Regions from separate parts of the Homo sapiens genome. Here region 2 is linked to region 1. Evidence: chromatin contacts called from ENCODE Hi-C or POLR2A ChIA-PET data. All regions are on one chromosome and are shown on one strand. Each heading gives the region's core, a stretch centred on a gene start or an enhancer-like site at or near the end of the contact. The rest is flanking DNA. Distances are from core to core; before and after follow the strand shown. Region 1 overlaps MUSK (muscle associated receptor tyrosine kinase). Region 2 has its middle 140 kb from the start of MUSK.

The links. A loop is a pair of places that touch in the nucleus more often than their neighbours do. ChIA-PET counts read pairs that join two places held with the same protein, here RNA polymerase II (POLR2A). Pooled maps may share reads with other maps.
Region 2: a map with no recorded cell type shows a loop between it and region 1 (2.4-fold over the local background). The contact joins two enhancer-like sites. A Hi-C loop is called at or near these places in 3 of 168 maps with a recorded cell type or tissue (PC-3, tibial artery and transverse colon), 1 of 37 single-sample maps with no recorded cell type and 4 of 50 pooled maps. POLR2A ChIA-PET finds 5 or more read pairs at or near these places in 1 of 52 experiments (BJ).

What each region holds. Positions count from the first base shown.
Region 1 is chr9:110,765,275-110,769,436 of GRCh38, reverse strand. It overlaps MUSK (muscle associated receptor tyrosine kinase), which reads right to left. Exons shown (of 15, transcript NM_005592.4): 9 at 1,354-1,617. The region is part of intron 2 of LOC107987115 (a long non-coding RNA gene); the gene reads left to right. Among named protein-coding and RNA genes, the nearest start is that of MUSK, 99 kb to the right of the region's middle. Within about 2 kb of position 1,481, at least 7 of the 41 ENCODE cell types and tissues checked have a DNase peak (open chromatin) inside an H3K27ac peak, as active enhancers do.
Region 2 is chr9:110,806,771-110,810,430 of GRCh38, reverse strand. No RefSeq gene overlaps it. Among named protein-coding and RNA genes, the nearest start is that of MUSK, 140 kb to the right of the region's middle. RefSeq lists an enhancer at 1,659-1,708. Within about 2 kb of position 1,635, at least 2 of the 41 ENCODE cell types and tissues checked have a DNase peak (open chromatin) inside an H3K27ac peak, as active enhancers do.

The sequences.
Region 1 (4,162 bases), core at 232-2,731:
ATGCTGAAGTCCCTAGAGATTTTTAGATAACATGCCTGATCACAATACAATCTTCTTAGATGAATAAACAAATTATATTACTCTTATAGTGTCTCCAAACCCTCAAACTTTGCAGTAAATTGAGGAATACAAAACTCTAATTTAATGACCATACTGTTGTTATTGAATGCTAAATAGAGAGTGTCCTCAAATTATTGCAATATTTAAATAGTTTCTGGTTTTATCAAAATAGAAGTGGAAATGTGCTGTGTTGGTTGTTGTCATGGGGTTTCCTCAACAGAAAATTTAGGAATAACAATGTCTATCTAGTTTCTGACATATTCCATGAGTGTGATTTTTCCTTTAATCCTCTCAATTCTACCGTGCAGATGAGGAAACTGAAGTTTAGCCAAGACCACACACATCGAGAAAGCAGAACTAACAGTATTTGAACTTTGTTCTATTTAGCTCAAAAACTAGATTCTTTTTTTTCTACATAAGAAGTAATTAAAGATGAAGATAATTCTATTGAACATAAATTTATCAATTTCAATATTTAAAAAGTATGGGAGTTTAACAAAATATCTATTTATAATCTAATTCCTTCCTATAACCACCCAAATGAGGCAACAGCATCAGAACTTAGAATTTTGGATGGAATGTACTTTAAAATAACATTCAGAGATGCTTGGCATGATCTCATTTATTGACAAATAATGTACAGTTTTTATTTTCTCTATCTTGGCTTACTAATGAGGTCCATGTTTAAGATTTCTCCTTTCATCTGATAGAAATCTGGGATATTTATGGATATGATAATAATGTGAACAATAACAAGAGTAATGGAATATTACACCATTTATGATATTTTCTAGAGGTTCTAAGTACTTGTATTTTAGGTTATCTTTAGTGATTTATATGGTAGAAATATTGTCTGATTAATTACCTCCTATTTGTTTGTTTGTTTGAGACAGAGTCTCAACACTCAGGCTGGAGTGCAGTGGTGCAATCTCGGCTCACTGCAACCTCTGCCTCCCCAGTTCAAGTGATTCTCCTGCCTCAGCCTCCCGAGTAGCTGGGATTACAAGTGCACCACCACACCTGGCTAATTTTTGTATGTTTAGTAGAGACGGGGTTTCACCATGTTGGACAGGCTGGTGTTAAACTCCTGACCTCAAGTGATCCACCCACTTCGGCCTCCCGAAGTGCTGGGATTACAGGCATGAGCCACTGCACCCAGGCATTAACCTCCTATTTTGGATGAAAACCAGCTTTTCCTTTTACTGTTGCATATTACAACATTTTTCAAAAACTCCTTCTGTTGTGCAGATAGAAAAATGGAATTTTTCCTTTGACTTATTTTTGAGATTTTACCTGCAAATGGGAATAGGAGTAGGCACTACTCCAGGACTGCACTCCTGGAAGATGTGGTTACACAACAAAGCCTCAGCAGCTGGCCGGCAGACTGGGCTCACTACTTTCAGTTCATTCCAGGCCGTGTGGACCAGTAGCTCTTGGGCCTCCTCAGGGTCCGCATAGGAGGTGTTGAGAAAAACAAGAGCATCTTTTGCCAGGACTGCATTACACACCTCCCCTCTGTACTGGGCGCAGTAGCCTTTGTTATCTTTCTGTGGTTTACTGAAAGAAGAAATGAACAACATTTCTAATCACATGCTATTTCTTGGCATTCATTCTGCTTTTCTTTTTTTTTTTGGTTTTCACATCTGTGTCTCAGAAATAGGAGAAAATTGTACTAGTAAATTGGTTGACACGCTCCATTTGAATATTGTCTTCATTTCCAGCTGCAATTATATCATCTCTAGCTACTCCACAGGGCTATTGAGAAGGCCAAATGTGACGATAGATGTGGAAAGCTTTGGGAACTATGAAGGACTGAATAGATTTGGGTATTTTTAATATTTTACATTATAAATAGAATCTGACTACTCTTAGTTAATAAGCTGATATAAGCAAAGATGCATCTGGAAGACATTTCATCATGATGGTTAACAAATAATTGAGCATAAGAATAATTGCTCTCACCTAAAAAGTTTGCAGCTTTAGGAACATAGTTTATTTATGTGTTATGATAGTTTACCTTAATTTTTGACAACATATACATCTTTGCAACACCTTCCACACTCAGATTCTCCCACTCACACATCTTCCTAGAATTCCATTAAAGAAAAAGAAAGTGATGTAGGGAGGAGAAAGCAGAAATATGGCTTCCAGAGGAGCCAAGTAGCACCTTCAGCTTTGCTGTTTTCTCATCATGTCTCATCACATGGAAAGTCAACTGGTCACCCAGTGCCTCAGTGATCTATTCTGTTGAATGATGTAAGTAATTACTCTGAACTCGGATTATTGTGTGTTAATGGGCCATATATCAGGGAGAAACCTGTAAATGCTAGTGCTAGCACAAACATAGGATTAAAAACTTATCTGCTATAATAACTGAAGACAATTGGGAGAATGGAAAATGCTATTGGTACTCTCTTCACACATCTACTTGTTCCCTTAATATAATGCTGGGAATTATAACAACTCATATTCTCACCTGACAAACATATATTGAATACTTATTATGTGTAGGCACTGTGATGGTCTCAGTATATTCTTATGTGTTCTATCAGATCTTCCATAGTGTTAGTAATGACTTAAGAAAACTCTTAAGTTATATTCTCATTTAGATTTGTACAACTATCGAATTTAGTTTTTCATTGTCTTTATATAAAGAATTTAAAGTAAGAAAATTAAACAAATTAGAATTTGTGTCAAATTTTAAAATTGTTACGTGACCCCAATTGAATTTAAAAAATTAATACTATAATTACAAACCACCACTGGCAGGTCTTTAAAGCAAATTCATTGGAATGAGATATAATACATTCAGGTAAAATGATGAACTTCCAAGAAACACAGCTATACTTTAAAACAATATTTTGTAATATAGAGTCTTCCTTTAATTCATACTGGCCTTTTTCTAATTAGCCAACATGAGTTTTACTGTATCCCTTTGTTTGTTGGGAATATTTAAAATGAAGGCCTTGAATAAGAAAGCACAAAACTCCACAAAAACTTTCTCAAGGTAAAGGTGAGAAAACCCCCAGAGAAAATTAGACAGAAACAAGGATGCTGTTGTTGAGGCTCAGTAAACGACACCCCAAGGTGAAGGCCTAAGAAGCAGCCTCAGAAACAGACCTTCTGCCCTCCTGTCTCTCCTCTCTTTCTTCCCTCAGGCAAACCTTAGACACTAGAATCCCTCTTCTCCAAGTCAGATCAGACACCAGAACGCCTTTTCCTCAAGGCCAGCCATAAAACCTAAACATTTACTCTACCCACCCCCAGCTTTTCTGTGTAACACCTGGCCATAAAGAAATTCAGACCCTCATTCCAGAGGGATCCTACCTCTTGCCTGGGAGGAGTGAGTGCTGCACAGAGGGGCTGAGAAAAATCTGAACAAGCAGGATGGGCTAGTTTCCCCACTCAGCCTGTTAGCATTAGATCATACCCTTTGTGTCTAATCATATTTCTACACAGCTGTTCATACTTCATTGAACCTAAGCATAAAAATGGATTGCTTTGGCTGAGTGTGGTGGCTCACACCTGTAATCCCAGCACTTTGGGAGGCCGAGATGGGTGGATCACCTGAGGTCAGGAGTTTGAGACCAGCCTGGCCGACATCGAGAAACCCAGTCTCTACTAAAAACATAAAAATTAGCCGGGCGTGGTGGCGGACATCTGTAATCCCAGCTACTCGAGGGGCTGAGGCAGGAGAATCACTTGAATCTGGGGGGCAGAGGTTGCAGTGAGCTGAGATTGCACCTCTGCACTCCGGCCTGGGTGACAGAGCGAGACTCTGTCTCAGAAAAAAAGGATTGCTTTCCCTGTATCTGGGGTCTTTATTCTGAAGGGTCCCATGTTATGTAAAACTGTGATCAAACATATTTGTTATGCTCTTCTCTTGTTAACCTGTCATTGTTATATAGGTGTCAGCCATGACTGTTAGGATGGGAAGGAAAGGAATTAATCCCTAACCAGCTTCTACACTGTGCTTTAAGAAACTATATAATAAGGAGTAACCAGAAATATCTCAAACTGGTTTACGAAATGGTCTCACATGTTGACGTAATATCTCGGCATAAAGGGGGATGAATAAGAGCATGTGTGACTCTTTACGCTT
Region 2 (3,660 bases), core at 386-2,885, 41 kb before region 1:
GAAAATAGATCTTTCATAAGAATAACTAAATTTTCTCAGAGTTCTCTGAAATTGGATGAGTAGATACCTACTTTCTTCCAAAATTGTCTCAAGTATACAAAAATTAAAAACTAGTTTCATATAGCTTTGCAAAGCTTATTAGAAAGAGGTTGACAGTTATAGAAACAGAGATAAAGATGTTTTCCCTAAAATATTTGAGGTTTATTATTTAAAAATGTCTTAAAAATTATGTCTCCAAATTGCTTGAACCTGGGAGGCAGAGTTCTGGTGAGCCAAGATCACGCCACTGCGCTCCAGCCCAGGCAACAGAGCAAGACTCTGTCTCAAAAAAAAAAAAAAAAAAAAAAAGTGTCTCCTTGATTTCTCAAATAATTGAGAAATTATTTGAGAAATGAATGAGAAATAAATAAGAGTTGATCTACCATTTGATACAGCAATCCCATTTCCTTTGGTATACACTTAAAGGAAAATCAATCATTCTGCCAAAAGGCACATTGTACCCATACGTTCATTGCAGCACTATCCACAATAGCAATGATGTGGAATCAACATAGTTGCCTATCAATGGTTGATTGGATAAAGTAAATGTGATACATATACACCATGGAATACTATGCAGCCAAAAAGAACAAAATCATGTCCTTTGCAGCAAAATGGACACAGAAACAGAAAAGTAAATACTAAATGTCCTCAAGTATAAGTGGGAGTTAAACATTGAGTACACATGGACATAAAGATGGGAACAAAAGACACTGGGGAATACAAGAAGGGGGAGGTCTCTGAAGAAGGGAGGCAAGGGTTGAAAAACTATCTATTGGGTACTATGCTTACAACCCGGGTGACAGGTTTAGTTGTACTGAAAACATCAGCACTACACAACATGTCCACATAACACACTCGCCCATGTACTCCCTGAATCTAGAATGAAAGTTGAAGAAAAAAAAGGAATATAATACCCTCTGCCTCCAAAAAAAAAAAAAAAATGTGTTTCCTCAGGCATTTCCTGGTCATCTTTGCTTTGTTCTTAGAAATGAAATTTATTTGTGGTTTTTTGCTCTCTCAGTGTCACTCCTCTGTAAGTCTTTCTCTCATCTTTGATCAGTTTATTTTTTCTTACCTGTCACTTCTGAGGGTACTCTGGGAATGGGCTAAAATTAGGGCAGCTGCTTTTTTAGGTTGCCATAAACAAAGCAACTGAGTGATGTCAGGCAGAATGATGCTGAGAGTCTCCTGAGAAGGTGATCTGAGTCAGAAAGTGACTTAAACGAGTGAAGAGAAGATAAATACATAATACTAATGGACTGTCTTAAGATTCTTAAATATAATGCATCCAAATAATTTTAAAAATCAAGATAGCAGAAGAAGAGGTGACTTTAAATTATGTTTCATCCATACTTGAGTAAAGCATCAATTGAAATAAGAAGGAGCATCACACTAACCACCACGGTGTCAACATGGCTAAAAAAGAAAGTCAGAAAGCAGTGTCATGCCAACACTTCTAATTTTAATCACAGCTCTAAATGGTCAAGAACACACCCAGAAAATGATAGTGTGTATCTAAGTCTGGGTTTTTTTGTGGTTAACATCTCTCTGACGTAACCTTAGATACTACAGGTGGTTTCTCTTCTTATGGGCAAAATGCTATATACGGTGTGTACTTTCCAGAGACTGTGGTTTGAAAGAGCAATGCTGGCCAGTTGCATAATTACAGGTCTGACGATGAAGGTTGTAAGAAAAACTAACCCTGTTGAATCTCTTAGAAGTTTTTAATTAAGAGGGATTCTGTAAAGAAGACATGTAACGGCTTACAGGTAAAGGCTTACCTTGATTTTGCTTCATTCAGAGGACATGACCTCTTAGAAGGCAAGGTAAACATCTAGACACACATAAATCTTTGTTTGTAATGATAAGAAATGTACTGGCAAATATATCAGACCCCCACACCTATGGGTCTTTCCTGTTGATGTAGTTTCTGACCTTCCAATATGTAATGACTCAGTACTGAAGGCCAAGTGCGAGTGGTGAGTGGTTTCTCTGGTGATCTATACCAAAATAAGGGCTTATAAGTGTTCTATCTTGGTGGCTGTGCTACTGAAATAGATCTGAAACAAGTAAAAGAATAGTTACCTGAAATACACTTGCTATAAAGCTTTGACTCCACTCTAACCGGGATACCTCTTCACAATAAAGAACACTATGGTTAAAATGATGGAATGAGCACCATATCGAGTTCTCCTCTCCCAGATTCTCATGGAGTGACACATAGACCACGCAGAAAAGGAAACAGTCAATCGTGCTGCAAATCAGGAATGGGTAACAGATAAATGCAACCCATTTGCAGCTGGGGAATTTCTGCCAGCTGTAATGGGAATGGGCAAGGGTATTGAGAGCTATTAAAATGGATACAATCTACCCTCTTTAGAATGAGTACGTAAGTCAGCAGCACTAGGACACTGCAAGTGTGTATTTGCACTGGAGAGGCTCTGAGACTCCTCCTCGGTATCAAGGCAACACCAAGCTCCATAGCAGTTTTCAGCTTTGCTCCTAGATCAAGCAGAAAGCCTAGTCCTGAGGAGGAGAATCTAAAGCTATCATCTATAACACACAGTTAGAAATGTGAGTGTAAAGTTGGGGAGAGAGGTTTGAACTAAAAATAAAAAAATCTCAGCATACAGATGGCATTTATAGCCTTGCAACCAGAAGAGATCACTAGGGATGAATACAGATAAAAGGGAGATGTCATCCAAGGATTGAGGTGTGGGCTGTTCCAACATTAAGAAACAGGAAAAGAAGGAAAAAAGAAATCTGGAGGCAAACAAGACGAAGGAGTGAACCGATAACTCCTAAACTATTTCAACTATTCCAGAGAGGACTCTTGATGAACATGGTAGTAAGAGGCTTTTCTTTTCCCCTCAAGATTTCCCCAATATGACAGTAAATGTATATGAATAAGAATCAATCTATGTACATGCTGAAACCAATCCAAGTGCCATCACTTTGACAAATATTCAAAAAGCGGAAAGTATCTTAGTGTTCTTATCCATGGGTAAGACAAGGCACAGGAAAAACTAAATTGCAGCTTTTGCAATACACACAAGCCAAGCGTGAGGGGAGGGGAGATGTGATTTCACATGTATAAAGTCTCCATGCTCTGAGTCAGCAAATACAGAGACAGGGGTGGGCTGTGGGTTGTCAATCAGGATGGTCGACTAGAAGATTGTGTATAGAGCAGGTGGGCCAAGAGGCCTCATGTCTATCCCTGTAAACTGCTATCTGAATAGATCAATTTGCCTGAGAGGTCGTTGGTGTGGGTTTGAAGGGTCCTAGGTGTGAGGCAATACAGAAAATGGGGAGAATATCATACTCTTTTGGGTAATGGAAGCAGTGAAAGAATAGCAAGTAGCTCTCCCTGGGAGTGAAATACGTCAAAATATTGTATCTCAGAGTACAGTCTTCCATCACTTTGGAACTGTGGGGATTCTGACTCAGGCTGCCTATACTTCCCTATGAGCCACATAATCAGAGCCCAGAGGTAGCCATCCCACGGAAAAGAGGTCACACTGGGTGAATATACCAACAAAACAGCAAAGGGACCCCACTTCTACTACCAATACGAACCAGAGCAACTCTTCATTTGTAATTATGTATGGTGAATAAAAA